2 separate regions of the Mus musculus genome follow, and region 2 is linked to region 1. A link is a loop called in an ENCODE intact Hi-C map of the cell type or tissue named here. Cell type or tissue: left cerebral cortex. All regions are shown on one strand.

What was found. A loop is a pair of places that touch in the nucleus more often than their neighbours do. Peaks named below come from ENCODE experiments on the same cell type or tissue, not always from the same donor. Only the 100,000 strongest peaks of a DNase experiment are listed, where the experiment ranks them.
Region 2: it touches region 1 in a loop (8-fold over the local background); 4 of 42 quality-filtered maps call a loop at or near these places.

Annotation. Positions count from the first base shown.
Region 1 is chr9:56,633,443-56,641,442 of GRCm38, forward strand. Lingo1 (leucine rich repeat and Ig domain containing 1) reads right to left here and starts at 2,206. Exons shown (of 2, transcript NM_001311076.1): 1 at 1,633-2,206. The coding sequence starts at 1,638. In left cerebral cortex, CTCF peaks have their summits at 587, 3,039 (motif pointing right) and 5,008; DNase peaks (open chromatin) are centred at 258, 768, 1,770, 2,482 and 4 more places; H3K4me3 peaks cover 3,982 bases; H3K27ac peaks cover 7,784 bases.
Region 2 is chr9:56,685,032-56,693,031 of GRCm38, forward strand. It overlaps a transcript of Lingo1 not described here. Among named protein-coding and RNA genes, the nearest start is that of Gm31642, 38 kb to the left of the region's middle. In left cerebral cortex, a CTCF peak has its summit at 3,237 (motif pointing right); DNase peaks (open chromatin) are centred at 1,975, 2,633 and 3,347; H3K27ac peaks cover 7,188 bases.

The sequences.
Region 1 (8,000 bases):
GCGTGAGGCACACACCCATCTGGTAAAAGCTGCTTCCTAACCCTCACTTGCTCCAGGTCTAGGGAGCATCAGGGTCTTGATGGAGCCCTACCCAAGGCCATCTCATACACACTTCAGCTAGGGATGGGGAAGGGGTACAGAGCCAAGAGCTGTACCAGGTGTGGGGGTCCTGCCCTTCTTTGACTGAGGCAATTGGGTGTTGCCCTCGGGCCTTCTGAGACCACGTGCCTTTTCCCTGGCACCTTCAGTGTGGCTCTGATGCTCTCTTTGCTTCTCCTTTCTATCACCCCCCACCCCTGTCTCGCCTCCCAGCAAACCAGGTGCCAACATCCTTCCAGTGGCTGAGGACTCTGCACCCCTCTTGGCCCACACAAGGACAAAAGGCCAGGAGCAGTGGAACATCCCCCGCCCCTCACTAGTAGTCTGTGAGGTCAGGGAAACCCCAGGCTCTCTGCCGGCTTGGTGCCCTCGAACTCCCCTGGCACCGATGCCTGTGCTAAAGTCGTTGGCATAATGGCCATCAGGGCTGAGCCCAGAGCCCGGAACCAGGAGAGCTGGGCGCCCTCTGGCTGTCCAAGCCCAGCCAAAGACTGAGGAAAGGCTGGGCTGGCAGAAAGGGGCTGGCCCAGATGGTCTTGCCCCCACCGCAGGCCTCTTGCACTCCCACCCACCAGGGCATAGCTGTTCCCATCTTCCATGTGCCCCAGTCGCCACACCACCCACCACAGGGCATTTGAGAACAAAGGGGAGGTGCCGCCACAACAAGAGCTGGTCAGGGGCTGGTCAGGGACCCCAGCAATAAGAGACCCAGGGGACTGCCTACCTGCCTGGCCCCTCCCCTTCTCAAAGTGGGACCCGCCCAGAAAGAAACATCTGGGTGTCTTAGAGGGCAGGAAGCCCAAAACCCACCCGAATAGGGTGCGTTTGGGGGGACACACACAGGAGGCTCCTTCCTCACCTCCCCCCTTCTCAGCAGGCTCCCACTTCCCACCCATTTCCCTAGGAATGAAAAGTGGGGCAGGAGGAGGTGAGAAGCCCGGCTGAACGAAGACAAAGGGGAGCCCCGAAGGTTCCTGGGTCTTCCTCAACTGGACTCCCCCCTCCCTTTTCTTCCGCCCTCCACCTCCCTTTCATCCAGGCGGAGCGAGAAAGGAGCCAGAAAGAGGCTGACAAGGTTCCTGTGGAGAGAGGGGCAATCCTAGAGCCTGGGGAGAAACTGTTTGCTAGCTGTGTCCTCAAGCTTAAGGGTATTAGCCAGGGCTGGGGAGTGGTCTCTGGTCCACCGAAAGGGACTCACCCAGAGCTGAGAGAACATATCCTCTTGGGTGACCACTGCCCAGAATGGGAGGATGATTTAGGGGGCACCAGGGCAGGAATGGAAAGGAATGGTAGGGATCTCTCCTTGACCACGGGTCCCAGCTTGCCAACCAGGGATCTGTTAGGACCAGCGGAACGGAAATGGGAAAATCATTTGAAACTTGAGGGTCAGGCCTGCGACCCCAAAGGGGGTCTGGGCGGTACAAGGTGCCCTACATAGCCCCATGAGGGTGAAGCCTGGGCCGACAGCAGCTTCCAGCTCCCAGCTCGCCGCAGGGCTGCCGACTCGGGCTCGGCCAAGACGGAGGGGCTCACCTGCATCTCGGGCGCGCTGTCCGTCCGCTCGGCTTGGTCACCAATCGCATGTCTCTCTTGCCGGCGCGGCCCCAGCCCCAGCCCAGCCCCCCTCCTCGGTCTCCTCCTACAACACCTCCGCCCGGTCCGCGCGCCCTCGCAGGGCTGGCTGTCCGTCTGTCTGTCCCACGCGGGCGGGAGCCCAGTCGACTCTAGGGCAGGAGCTCGGGAGTCGGGGGCGGAGGCCGAGGCCCTGGCCGTAGCGGGCTGAGGAGCCGGGGCTCTCAGGACGAGTGTTGCGGGCTCCCGGAGCCTGGCTCTGTCCCTTGGGCCGGCCGGGAGCGGCCGCCACCGCCTCTACCGCTGGGGCCGGGGTCGAGGCCGGGCGTTCTCTGCAGCGGGGCCGGGGCCAGGGCTGGGACCGGTGGGCAGCTGCCGCGCATGCTGCTCTGAGCCCCGCGTCGGGAGAGGGGCCCGAGCGGCGCGGGTGGGGACTCCGCGCGCTCCGGGACCGGGACGGGTCCAGGTCCGGCCGCCTCCTGAGCTGCCGCCCGCTCCGGCTCCCGCGCCGGCTCCCGCTCGGGCTCCGCGCTCTGCCGCGGCGTGGGGAGGGAGCGAGAGGAGCGAGCAGCGAGCCAGGGAGGGAGGAGGGACAGAGGGAGGGAGGGAGGGAGCTAGTGAGCGAGCTCTGGAGCCGGGCGGGGGAGGAGAGAGAAGGCGCGGCCGCAAAACCTGGGTGGGGGTCCTTCTTTCAGAGAACCGGACGAAGATGGAGGAGCGCCCCAGCAGCTGCCCAGCGCCCAGGGCGCAGCGAGAGTGGCAGCGGGGCGCAGACGAAGAACGCTCCCGGGCCGGCGCCCCCGCGCTCCCGCCCTGCACCACGCAGCGCCCCTCTGGGTCCCAGGCTCCAGCAAGTCTTAAGCCAGCCCAGCCCGCGGTCTTCCCAGAGTGCGTGCACCCATTCGCGTTTGATTGTCTCTGGCCACATGCGTGTGCATGTGAGCGCGTGTGTTCACACGTGTTAACTGGGGTCACTGCACACTGCCGTGTGGACCGACACACGCACGTGGACAGACAGCCCCCACACCCCCCAACCTGATCACGGTTGTTTAGAGGACAGCTTGAGGAGGGTCAGGTCTTGACCCCTCCTCTCGAAATGTCCAGGACACCCCCCACCACACACACACACACACACACACACATACACCACACCACACCACACCACCACCACCATTGCTTCCTAGGGATCTTAGGGTGAGGCCGGCCGCCGGGAAGCACAGGAAGGGGATGTGGAAGCCGAGCTGGCTAAGTGGGTCTACCGGGAGGCCAGGTCTAGAATCTGCTTTAGCATCCCAGTCCCCTCCCCGTCGGGTTTCCTGTCCAGCAGAGGGCAGCAGGCCTATCTGCCAGGCTCCGGACGGTGGCACTCTACCAAGTGACCAGCAGAGGGCAGTATAGATCCTCGGTCTGGGCTTAGCTATTTACCATCTAACTCCCTAAAATAAATACTGAGTTTGGTGGGTACCACATCTTCAGATGGCTCCACAGAACAAGACCTTTACATAGAGACCCAAACTCTTCTTGGGCCACAGATCAGAGACTAGCCTGGCAGGGTGGCCTGGCAAGGGCTGCGGTGTAGGCAGGCAACCCGTTGGGACCTCATCTATCTACTGCACCTCTTTCCATCTGCTTGAAGCCAGATGCCCCTTAAAACCATGCCAGATTGATTAGAATAACCATCAATGAAGACACCACAAGGCAGAGTTCCCTTCTCCCCATTAGCACCTCAGCACTCCCGATAGTTTGTAGGCAGGCAAAGAAGGAAGCTGAGCAGGGCAGGAAGAGACCAGCGCAAGGCCTGTCTTTCTGGGGTGGGCAAGGATCCCGTTCCCAGTACCTCGTTCTCCTTCCAAGGAACCAGACTGACATTTCGGAGATACCTGGCTGGCTTGGAGAGGCCAGCTTCAAGTTCCCACCCCCAGCACTGTCTTGATTTCCACAGACCAGCCTTACACACATAGTCCAAAGAGTTGCACAAACCTGTTCCAGCGAAACCGATCTTGGATACCTCTCAGCCTCACTGGCACACCACTGCTTGGGACATTCCTGCCTTCTGTCTATGTCCATATCTCAGGCCTACCTAGAGCCCTTTCCCTGCAGGTGTCAGTGATGCTCCTTGCATCTTACATTCTTCTTCCAACAACCTCAGGAAGAGGCACTACTACTCCCCTGAAAATAAAGAGCAGGAACCCCAGGCTCGGAAAGGTTACGTGACTTGGCCACGGTCACACAGCTTGTAAACCGTGGAAAGGGAATTTGAATGGCTTTCCAGGGCTGAGTAAACCAGTGGGAGGCAGGCTTGGCAGAGGGACTTACTGGTAGGAGGGGAGGTGGGGCGGCCACACGAGTCTCCTCCCTTCCAGAGCCTAGCGCAGGCGGCTCTTGGGTCCCCCGATTCCGTGATCCTTGCACCCCCTTCCCAGTCTCCCCAGCTCCCCCACCCCGGCTGTTTGTGAGTTACTGGTGAGCTCCCGCCCTCCCTCGCCGCCTCCTCCCACAGCCCGACAGGAATAGACGCTCCCTAGCTCCTGCGTAAAGGCTCTGCCAGACCCGATGCGGGGCGGGGGCGGGGGCGGGGGCGGGGGCTATTCCTGGTGCGGCGACTGACGCAGGCAAGGCGCGGCCACCGCAGATCTCCGCCCCCGACTCACCTGCTCCCTGCCTCAGTGATCTGGTCGGGGAAATGGGGGAGAGTCCATCGCCCCCACCCTCAGTCTCCAGCTGCTAGATGAGGAAGCTGGTGTGCTAGGCTGGGATCTTGCGGTGCCCATCTACCCATCTTCTCTCGGTGTCCTGGGACGATGGAGGAGACATCACTGCTACCTTGAAGCCTTACTCCTCCATTGTGTGGTAGTCCAGCAATTGTTCTTTCTCTATGTATCCTGAAGAAATGACCCCTCTCAGATTCTCCATCTTATTCCACCAGAGGAAGCAATGGGAAAGGGAGACTTGGGACGGGTAGGGCACTATACCCGAAGAAGCCTTTGTAAGGGCTCTGCTGGGGCCTGGTCCCTGACCTTATCATTCTGACCACGAAGGGAGGAGGCTAACACTGGATCCTTTCCTTAGCCAGATGACTGGTGGGGTGGCCCTCACCAGTGCTCTCACAGGTCCTAGGGCCGCCTGTGAAGCATCAGGATGGTCTAGTTTGGGGACTTTGCTAGAAACAGAACTACAGCCAAGGGATGTTCACGGACACCTCCAGGCTTTTGTTGGTCTACCTCCTAGGTAGTAATTGTGTTTCAAGAACAAATGAATATCCATCTCTTCTGTGCCTGCCTCCCTCCCCAGACTTAATGGCCTTAAGCAAGGCCCCTGTGTTGTTCTCTGTCCATCCACTAGGAGCTCCCAAGAGCGAATGGGCACGGAGGACATCCTGGTCTCCCATGTACAACTAGGAAAGAGCTAACAAAGTAGGAGCCAATGGTTTCAAGGAACCAGTCTTCTGTAGCCTGAATTCAGGCCACAGAGCAGGGGCTGGAGTAAGCTTTCCAGGGCAGGCGGAGGAGAGGACTGCCTTCTAAAACACATCAACCAGCCTGCAAGGGCTCTGAGCTCTGCTTTCCTTCCTCTCATGACTGGCACAGCCGCCAGCTGTGGTGGCTCACACCTGTGTTCCCAGAGTCCAGGAAACTGAGGCAGTGGGGTGTGGGGGTGGGGTTGCTGCAAGTCCCCAAGACATCTGTCTCAAAATGAAATAAAATAAAAGCAATGAAACAAAGAAGGATTGAGCTTGTAGATCCTGTCATATCAACGAGAGAGTCGATGCTTGGATGGATTGCTGCATTGCCCACGTTATCCTGCTTGAGAGAGGCCAGGCGGGGCTTCGGTTGTGAGTGTTCACTGTGCCGTCCCAGCTCTGTTGCTCTCTCACCCTTGGGGCTGAGGTTTCAGCAGGCAGGCAGGGCCCTAGCAGGAACAGGGATCCCCTGAGGCACAGACTGGAGAGGGTGGCACACACAAGCCTGCCTCCGTGTCTGTGTCTGCTGGTCCTGCCTGCTTGCATCCCAGCAGCTCATAGGGTTTTACGATGATGGTTATTTCTGAAGGCACTTGAAATTAATGACGGCTCTAAAATGGCTGGGACAGCAGAGTCATTGCTGAGACCTCTAATTAGCAAGAAAAACGGAGCTGAGGAGCTAGGAGTCGGCGGAAGCTGGGTGAGAAGCAGTAGGCATGGAATAGGGGGTGAAGAGGCAGTGCCCACACTCAAGGCCTTTAGAGCTGGGTGCTCAGGTGAACCTCATGTTCTGTTTTATGTCACAAGCTAACTATTACATTGCTGTGTGACCTTTAAGGGAACTACCCCTCTCTGGGCCAAAGTTCCCTCAGATGCTGAGGCCTCAGGACTCTTTAGCTCTGCCTAGACTTTGAGGACACTGGGGTAAGGCTCCTGAGTTCCTTAGAGGAAAATACTATGCTCCTAGAAAGCTGAGTTCTATAATCAGGGGCATTGTATACCCAGGAGCTACAACAGAGGCCCCAGACTACCCCATGCTCTGCAGCACTTTATGTCAGTGTTACGGAGTCCGTAGCATAATGAAGTCCTAGGGATTCAGGCTGGAGGAAAGTGGATTGGGACCTGGCAGTTAATCCATAGGTCAGAGTCCCATGATGGTGCAGTTGTGAAGCAGAAAAAGGAGTGGGGACCTGAAGGAGCTGGGTGAAAAGTCCCTGCTTTTGGAAGTAGCCCTGTGGCCAGGCTGTGAGACCTTGTGGTCACAGCTTCACTCAGGGCTGAGGTTGTGGTGCCATAGCTGGACCAGAGCAGTCAGTAGCCCTCTGGGGGTGCTAAGCACCGAGGCGAGGCTGGGAGGCTCTGAGACTTCAGCAGAAGCCTTGGCAGGGTTGGAAGGCCGCCTGTGCCATCCCTGGGGCCTGAAAAACAAGAACTCTGTCTGAAGTCAATCAGTGAGTCCCTGCCCACTCCAAAGCCCCTAAGGAAAGACCCAAGGATGCTCCTAACCTTGAGTTACCCTGGAATGGGAGGAGCCAGAGAAATGTTTTCTTCACTGGGGAGAAAAAGGTTAAATTGGGAGCAAAACATAAAATGCAAATCTAAATAGTTATTTGTATAGAGGGGCCACTCTGCAGCTCTTTGGGACCCTGGGCTCTGTGCTTGGCAGAACAGCTGCTCCTAAGGGCCTGGGCTTGGCAGTCCCCATGGAGACATGAGGAGAAATTTGAGCTAATGCGTGCAAACAGGCAGCACTGTTAGCAAATCCATTCATTAAGCACTCATCTTGAGTTCCGATGTGCTGGAGACTTGTCTATTAACTTAGCTCAGAACCTGTTATTATCTGAGGTCAAAGGCAGTGTAGTAGATTCAGAGGCACCCGAACAGCCTCCTGTTCTAGTTCTGATACTCTCTCTAATTGTTATGTGACCCTGGACAGGTCACTTCAGTTCCCAAGCTTCAGCTGCCCAGCCCTTAGGCAGACCTAAGATGACTCCCAGTGACTACTTCTACCCTACAGACTCTCACTGTGTTATCCCAACCCTCCCCTGAGTGCAGATGGACCAACTGACTCCTGCTCCCTCCCCTCCTGTTGTCCCAGGGATTCACACAGGCCAGACAAGAGCTCTAACCCTGAGCAACATGTCCACTCCCTGACTCATTTCTGAGGAGTAGAATATGGCGAAGGGACAGGATGTCACTTGGGATATAAGATTATAAAAACGGTACAGCTTCCATCTTGGATGCTCTTTGTCCATGGTGGTTTGCCTATATGAGTGAATCCATTGCCGTATCACTAGCAGCTCTGGTGAGAAGCTCACTCAGAAAGGAGCAATGTTCCCCGAGTAGAGCCTTGGGAAGATCACAGCTCTCTGGATACCTTGACTGGAGTGCCCAAGAGACCCTGACTCAGAGATGCCAGGTCTACCTCACTTGTATTCCCTCCCCGAGCAATCTATGAGGTCATATTTATTTGTTCTAAGCTACTGCAGGTGTGGTTTTTTACAAAGCAGCGCCTGACTAATGTATGCTCTGCCTGTTACATGTGTGCCACCATTCCTTGCTCTCGCCATGGGTCAGGGCACGGGCTAATGCAGGCAAAGTGCCTCCTGCCAACGGGTGAGGAACTACACAGCAGCTAGGCTGCCCCCTGGTAAGGCTGAGAGGATGCACAGTCTGTTACTCAGCAGCTCCGTGCTGGGTACACATCACAGAGAAACAAGAGGTCCTCCACAAGGTTTTTTGTAACAGCAAGGGTCAGAAGCCTTGGATGTACCTCTCAATGGCAGGATGATGGACAGAGTGCAGCATGATCACACAAGGGAATGACAAATGATGATACGGACAGACACAAGAGCCATACGAGTTGGCA
Region 2 (8,000 bases), 52 kb after region 1:
GTTTTAAAAGGTGTCCTTCCTCTTGCAGGGCCAAGAACACTCAGGTATCCCTAGAGCTGGGGAGAAGGGGCAATTGGGATGTGCCTACCGTGATTGGTCCAATGCTTGACCGAATCCTGAAGCACAAGGAGATTCTGTAACCAGGTGGGGGCAGGAATCCGCTCAAGACTGGTCAGGCCTGGACCGGTCAGAGCCCTGAGAGTTTTGCAGCCCACAGACTCAAAAGAACCAGGACATTGCCTTAGGATCCCTAGAAAAGAGGAGAAACAGGGGAGATCTGTAGGGGTCCATGAGGGACAGAGGGGCTGGACAGGGATGGGAACCGGGCCAGCAATATTGGAATAGCAGTGTAAATCTGAGGCAAGATCAGCCAGGCTTGCCTTTGCCTTTTTAGCTTGGCATCTTACCTCTCCCCCCAGATTCCCCTGGTGGCAGTAGGACCTCTGTACAAGGAACCCTCCCTAAAGTGAGGGAGGGAGAGTCAGAGTTCCTAGCACCCTCCTGTCTGAACATGAAGACCACACTATGCTACTGACCCATCCTTGTCTAGGGGCCACCCCCTCTACTTCTGCCTGAGAGACAGGGTGTAGTAACCATACAAACAGACCCTTCCAGAGGTGCTAGCCTTTGTCAAGTCACCTCTTCAGGACTCTGGCTTCAAGTTCAGAGCTGTTCCTTCCTCCAAGGAGACACCTTTCTATCCGCCCCCCCTGCCATTATGGTAGCATTCATAATGAAGGAGTGACCCCTTTGTGGGTCAGAGGGAGGAAGCCATCCACCTAAGGTCAAGAGCCGCTTGGGCCACCTCCTAGCACTGTCTTCATAAGAAAAGCCCAGGGGACAAGACAGGAACCACCTTGGCATGATATAATTGAGGTGGAGTGGTACATTTTTGTCTTCTTTTTTTATTTCATGGAAAAATAATGCATAGCAATTGAAAGCTAGGAATTCAAGAAATGAACGTATCAAAGAAAGTTCTTGAAACCCAAGGCCATATACAGAAAGACGGAAACGTATCCAATTGAAGCTGCCACTGTGTCTAGGGACCTTGACTGTGAATGCAGTCTGTCTCTCAGTAGTGAGATGCAGGCAGCTCTCCCAGCAGCTCTCCTGGCCTACACTCCAGGAGCTGAATGCCAAGGTGAGCTGCTATCCACACCTGACTCACTCCCTTTCCGCCAGGGCTGGCATAGATGACCTCAGAGGCTGGGGCTGCCAGCCAAATAGCATCCGTCCACAGCTGTAGCAATAAAGGCCAAGAGGTGAAAGACCTCACATGATTGAACAGGAAATGTACCCCCCACCACCACCACCACGCTTTTGAGGAAGTCCTAAGTGCTAGGTGTGCCATAGGTACCAGCAATGCACGACACGAGGGCATGAGGGCGTGACATAGAGGAGTCTGGCCCTGTCACAAAGCCAGGTAATAAGCAGAAAAACAAGACACTTCCTAAGAGTGTCAAGCTCAGCGACAACCCTAACATCCAGCCACAGAGGAGGGAACAGGAGAAGGACAGGGGGACGCTCTAGACAGAGGGTCAGGGGAGGTCTTCCTGAAGGGGGCCACAACTGAACTTAGGCTTCAGGAAGTGAGGCTTCCAGGAGCCTGAGGCACTGAAGGCCAAGATGGGGCCTTTGGCTCTGATCCCAAGAACAAGAAAAGCCACTGGAGGGCCTTAACCAGATAAATGCAATGATGTTTTTCTTCATTGTTAAAAGTCCTCTCAAGCTGCCAACTGGAGCCTGGGCTGCTTCCCCCAGAGCAAGGGGGGTGGGGGGAAGGGGGGCAGTGGGCTGGCTGTCACAGTCACCCAAGGAGGAGGGGATAAGACTGGAGAGTGTGTGGAGGAGGCTGCCCGCCTGAGCAGCACCAACAGCAGTTGTCTGATGCCTGGGATGAGGAGGCGGGGTAAGGAGACAAGAGGAAGAGGGTGAGTCCAGAGCCACATCCACAGGCGCGTGCTGCTCTTACAACCAGACCACTGGCTTAAAATAACTCTGAAAAATAAGAAGCAGATGCGACACCCATGGAGCCGCCTACCCCTCCTGAGTCTCAGTCCCTGGGGGCGCATCTTCCTTCCCGAACCCCTTTTCTGTTCTTTCATCCTGTGCAGGGAACACAGGAAAAAGGCAGAGTGGGCCTCACCCTCAGACTGACAGGAGACAAGCCAGCCCTTAGACAGGACCAGATGGGTGGCTCAGAAGAGCCCCAGCAGGGGCCTGCTCAAGACTATGCTGGCTGAGTCTGGAGAAGGGACAGGCAGGGGTGATTGGAAACAGTGTGGGGCTGAGGGCAGGGCCAGTGTGGGGCAGAACCTTGGGCTGTGTCCTGGAGTTCCTTCCTGCTCTGCCCTTGCTAGCTGTGCGGTCTGGGTTGGCCATCTCATTTCTGAAGGCTCCATTCCCTGTCTTATACACCCCCCCCCCACCACATCATCCAACCAAAAGTTGGACAGAGAGTCTTCAGAAGAGAGACATCAAGGACTGGCATCTATAACCATCAACATCCGGCTCCTTTGGCTCCCTGCAGAGGACTAAAAGGCCAACTGGGCTTGAGCTAGTTAGCTTCCTAGCAAGCTGTTCTAAAAAGTTCTAGAAATGCTATGCAGAACACTGAAAAGACATAGGCAGGCTGGGGGAGTCTGTGAAGTTTGTTCCAGACTCACAGGGATAGAGGTATGCCAAGTAACGACAGAGACTCCAGCACATACGAGCAAGGCTTTGTGTAACTGCCTCGTGGACTAAACAGAAACCTAGGGGCCAGGAAGCTCAGTGGTTAGACAGTCAATTCCAAATCTGTGAGTGAATGGCTCTTATGGAGAGTGGCTTTAAGTGGACGGGATGGTCAGACTGGCTCCATAAAAGCTCTCATGGCACTAGCAGATCCTGCCAGAAACAAGATTGACAGACTCAGATGGGGCTTTGAAGGTAGACCCAGCCCAGGAGGGCTAATAGGGAAGGCAGAGGTCCCTGCTCAAATCCCTCCACTTGCTATATAAATGGGCAAAGTAGACAGAAGAGTCTCTAGAATATGAGTGGTTCCTATGAGTAGCTCCAAGAACCAGATGCAAAGTGGAGCCTATAAGAATTACCGGGTAGCTTAGAGTTCTCGGAGTCATGTGATTAGCCACTCAAACTCTTTTTAAATTTAATTTTTAATTAATTAATTAATGTGTTTTTTATGTTATTTATAATATGTGTTTTGCCTACATATTCTTGTATACCATATGTGTGCCTGTTGCCTGCAGAGGCCAGAAGAGGGCATCAGATACTTTGGAACTGGAGTTACAGATGGTTGTCAGCCGCCATGTGGGTGCTAGGATGTTTGAACCTGAGTTCTTGGAAAAATGCAGCCAGAACTATTAACTATTGAGCCATCTCTCCAGCCTGACAACAGCTTTTGAAATGTACTAGCCACTTCCAAAGAACCATGCTCTATCACCCTGTCAGAAGGGCTGCTCAGAGAGACATCATTGGGAAGGGATGCCAATGTCTCCAGCAGAAGGCTCAGGAGCCTGGTTTCTGACCAAGTATTGTGGCATTCGTGGTGGATGAAAGAATCCCAGCAAGAAAGAATTGCAGAGCCCTGTCCCAAATGAAGAGTGAACTCTGTCTGTCCCTGAAGGCTGCAAGGGAGTCTGGGATGCCCACATGCTGAACGAGGATTTGCGCTGAACAGGGAAGTTCTTGCTGCCATGCATTTCTTAGATTCTGTCTATGCACTGAATCAAGACTAGATTACACAGGCCAAAGTGAGTGTGATGGAGACTGAAAGCAAAGTAGTGCCCAGCCCAGCCGCTAGTCACATGACTGTAATCTAGCGCCTATTCTCCAATTCATTCCTCACTGGCATCAGGAGCAAATACATTAAAATGCATAATCCCATTTAGCAGACAGGAAAGTGAGCTCCAGAGAGGAAATGGGGTCAGTCAGTCCAGGGTTCTACAGCATATCAGCCACAGAATCTTTCAGGGGCATCTTACCTAGAGAACTCCCCAGCTCCCGTCCCCAAGATTAGCCTACCATGGCCTGGAAGAAGAAGCGCTCCCTGGCTGCCAAGGCCCTCCTCCAGCAGGTCACAGGCTGTTGGGGGTCCCAACCCAGAAGACCCCTCCTCTAGGATCCATAGACCTTGGGTTCCATTTTCTAGGGGTACTCACTCTCAGCGCTTAGAGAAGAGAACAAGCCAAGTCTCTGTGGGCCTGGATCTGGGCAGAGAGGGTAGAGACTATCTGCCAGCCTTTCTGCCCGTACCCAGCCAGAGGATCCAGTCACCCAATGTCCTCCAGCACCACATGGTTGAGCCAGAGCTCTGGCCCAGCCAGGCCCCCTGAAGGATGGTAGCTAAACACAATGAGCCTGTCTCCAAAGCATGCAGGGTTTAAGCAATAGCCTTTCAGCTGAATATTTAAGAAGAAAATCTTTAAAAGGAGAGAGAGAGAGAGAGAGAGAGAGAGAGAGAGAGAGAGAGAGAGAGAGAGAGAGAGAGAGGAGAGAGAGAGAGAGAGAAGAAAACCAGCAAAACAAGAGGAGGGAGCTAGGGAGGGAGAAACCTACCCCACTACTGCAGTCAAGGTCATAGGCACCAGTGCGGGGCGGCATGGGCAAGGAGTCTTTAATCTAGGAGTTCAGGCTGAGGAAACTAACCGCTTGAAGCTGGAGTACATTACTGCCCTGAATGATCTGTCGGCTTCTATTAGGCTAAATATCTCTGTATAATGGGGAATTATCCTCCGAATAGGCAAAGTGCCTGCCTCTTGGGGGAGGGGCCGTGGAGTATCTCATGTGAGGGCTCTCCCACAGTAGGTGGGATAGGGAACAAAACCAACCTGAAGACACCCCCTCCCCCCAGAAGTCACTGTCAGCAGACACTTTGCCTGTCTTGTGGGACGTGACAGGATCAGCTTCTCTTCCCCTCTTCCAGTCTCTCCCCTAGTTTCCTCTCTTAGGAGTCTAAAATGACAACAGACCAGAGTCCAGGCCTGACAATGTCTCTGGTGACCTGGGGCCTCTTTAAGCCTCTGTTTCTCTATATGTTAGATGGACCTAATTATACCCGCTGGTGCCTGGTGTGAGGCTGGTGTGGAGCACAGCACAGAGCAGGCAGTGGTGCTCCCCAGTGAGGACTCATTGTTCTCCTTCCTCTCATTGACCCACCTAGACACCATAACTTCCTCCAGTAAGCCTCCGTGATCCCTTCCCTGACCCCACTTCCTCCACGCCTGCAGTGAGTTCCTCTCTGGGCCCACCCAAGGAGACAGTTGGGGTCTCTCACTGAAGATGCAGCCTCTGTTATTGCAGGGCACATGGTGGCCCAGAAGGGCCATTCTGGAGGCACAGTCAGGCAAGATGCCAATGGGTTAGAGGACCCAGAAGCAGTATGCCTTTCTTCTTACCCCCACAAGGTCTGGCACATAGCATAGATTTACAATTATAAGGCAGGGATTGGCAGGAGCTGGGAACCAAATATGCTGGCTTGTCAGGCAAGGCTTAGACCCACAGAATGGTCGCATTTGTAGAACAGAGGCCAGCCCTGCAAAGCTGGCCAGGAAGCCAGAAATGCAAGAATAGGGAGCTGGCCAAGGCAGGCCTGGGTCAGTGGGGTCAGGCTAGAGAGACATGGAGGTGGGGAATGGATGCTGAGGAGAGAAGTGGGGGGGGGAGAGGGAGAGGAGAGAGAGGTATAGTGAAATGTCCAAGGGAAAGGAGAACCTGTGTAGGTGGGGTGAGGGTCAGGGCCCCCATGCCTCCCAGGGGAACAGTTCAGGACCCCTCTCTGAAACCACAGCTCCTGCTATTGCAGGGCACATGCTGTACCAGGAGGGCCATTCTGGAGGCACATCCAGGCAAGAAGCCAGAGGGACATGCACAAAGGAAGGCCACTTCCAGAACACACAGAAACACATTATGTTCCCCTCATTCCTCCCAACCCCTTCCCAGGCAGGTATAAAGTTCCAGCCCAGAATCCTTGCAACCTGAGAGAGCTGCTCATTCATTCATTCATTCGTTCATTCAGTTAATGTCCAGTTATGCTTTGTGAGAAGTAAGAATACAAACACTCAAGATCCAATCTTAGGGCACCCACATCCTACTGGGGCCATGCTAGGAAGTAGAGACAATTCTGGGGTTGTGTGAATGGAAGCCCAAGGGACTTGGCAATGTGACAAGAGCATCCAGTTCATAGCTGGATTCAGGGAAAGACCCCAGGAACAGAATTTGAAAAGATTTGGAGGAGGAAACAATGAGGAGGGGCCTTTGCAGACAGGCAGGCTAGAGCAATGGATTGGAGAGGGAGGCCATCCCCCTCCCTCAGGGTCTAAGGGGTTTAGCTCTTATCCTCAGAGCCATCAGGAGCTTGAAGGGTTTTAAGTGGGGAGTGACAGGGACTAATTTGTGCTTCAGAAAGATCTTGCTGGATGCCACCAGGTGGAGGATGGATTACAAAGGAAAAGGTGGCAGTGAGCCAATCTGAAAAAGAAGCTGAGGGCAGGCGAGGGTGGGGCCTATGGCTCACCATCCATAGGTAGGTGAATGGATGGAGAGGAGAGGCAGTCTACAGTGAAGCAGCACTTTCAATACGAGGCAGCGAAATCCTCTTCTGCACCCTGGGTGCCTGCTGTTCATACAACACAGCCAGGCCTTGCCAAGCCCTTGTAAGACATCAGCTACTCTGATCTCCACAATGCTCAGGTGGCACACACAAGCCAGAACTTGCTCCCTTGGTTCCACAATTCGGCAAGCATTTATTGGCAGTCCATTATATTACAGCCACCATTCAAGCCTGCTCAGCAGGGAAACTAAGACCCTAACGCACTGCCCAGAAGTTTTAGAGGGTGGCCATCAAAAAGTCTGGCTTAGAGATGCTGTTCGGAGCTGGGGGGGGGGGGGGGGAGGGGAGGTGTGGATGTTAGGCAGATGCTGTGGAAGACAGTATCTGGGAAGGGTTGGCCCAGACACAAGGTCAAGCTGATCTCCTGATGAAGGGAGAGAGAATGGGAAGATGGAGATGTTGGAAGAGAGGTGTGGCCATGGTGGAGGGTGCTTGCCTCTATGAACCAGTGCTGAAAGGATGCCAGAGGCCTGGATCAGGAACAGCAAAGTCATTACGTCCAAGGGAGAGGGTGTGCAGGAAGGGTGTAAGGGGTAAGAGTTAACATGGAACTGGGCTGAGCCCCATTAGGTGGCCATAGTGAGAGGGGACGTGGAGTCACAGGGAACTCTGTAGACCAGCACACACCCCACGGTCTGGACTAATAGTTACCCACTACTTTGACCTTAGGCTACTTGCTCTATACTCAAGCTAGTTAGGGGCACTCAGATGTCTTTTGGCACCTTTATAGGAGCCTCCAAAGTCAGATTCACTTCCTTCAAGCCCAACCTTGTCTCCTTGGACATTCACATTTGCTGCTGAAGACCTCAAAGTCTCCTTCATTCCTTGGCCTTCCTCTTATCATCAGCAAACAGGGATATTCCTAATTCACAGAAACTAGTCTAGTGCCTGCCAGGCACAGAGGTGCCCACTAAAGTTGGCCTCCTAACCCATCCTGGTAACTAGGCCTTTTGGAGTCTGCCCCTCAGCATCCCCAATATCTCAGACACAATGTTTAATTAACTCCCATTGATCCAGGTTGAACAGCCTGCTAGTTGGTAGCCATGAGACCAGGTTAGAATGCTATCCAGGAAGTTGGAGAAGGACAAGACCAAAGCTGAGGTCACAGTATCAGAAGCTTGGCTCTTCCTACACACATCAGCACTCCTGGAGATGTAGCAGGCCCTCCTGGGAGTCTGGAAGGATGGCCAGGGACAGGATATACCCAGATGGGCCTCTATACCCTCAGGCTTGCCCCCAGGTCTCCTTGTAGCCGAGTCCCTGTGAGCTACCCCTCCAACATACCGTTCCAAATCTTGGAATCCACATCACTGTGTGCCAGGCTTTGTACCAGAGCATAAGAAATAAGCCACAGGAAGGCACAACTCTGGGGGATGGGGTGGGGGGCTCT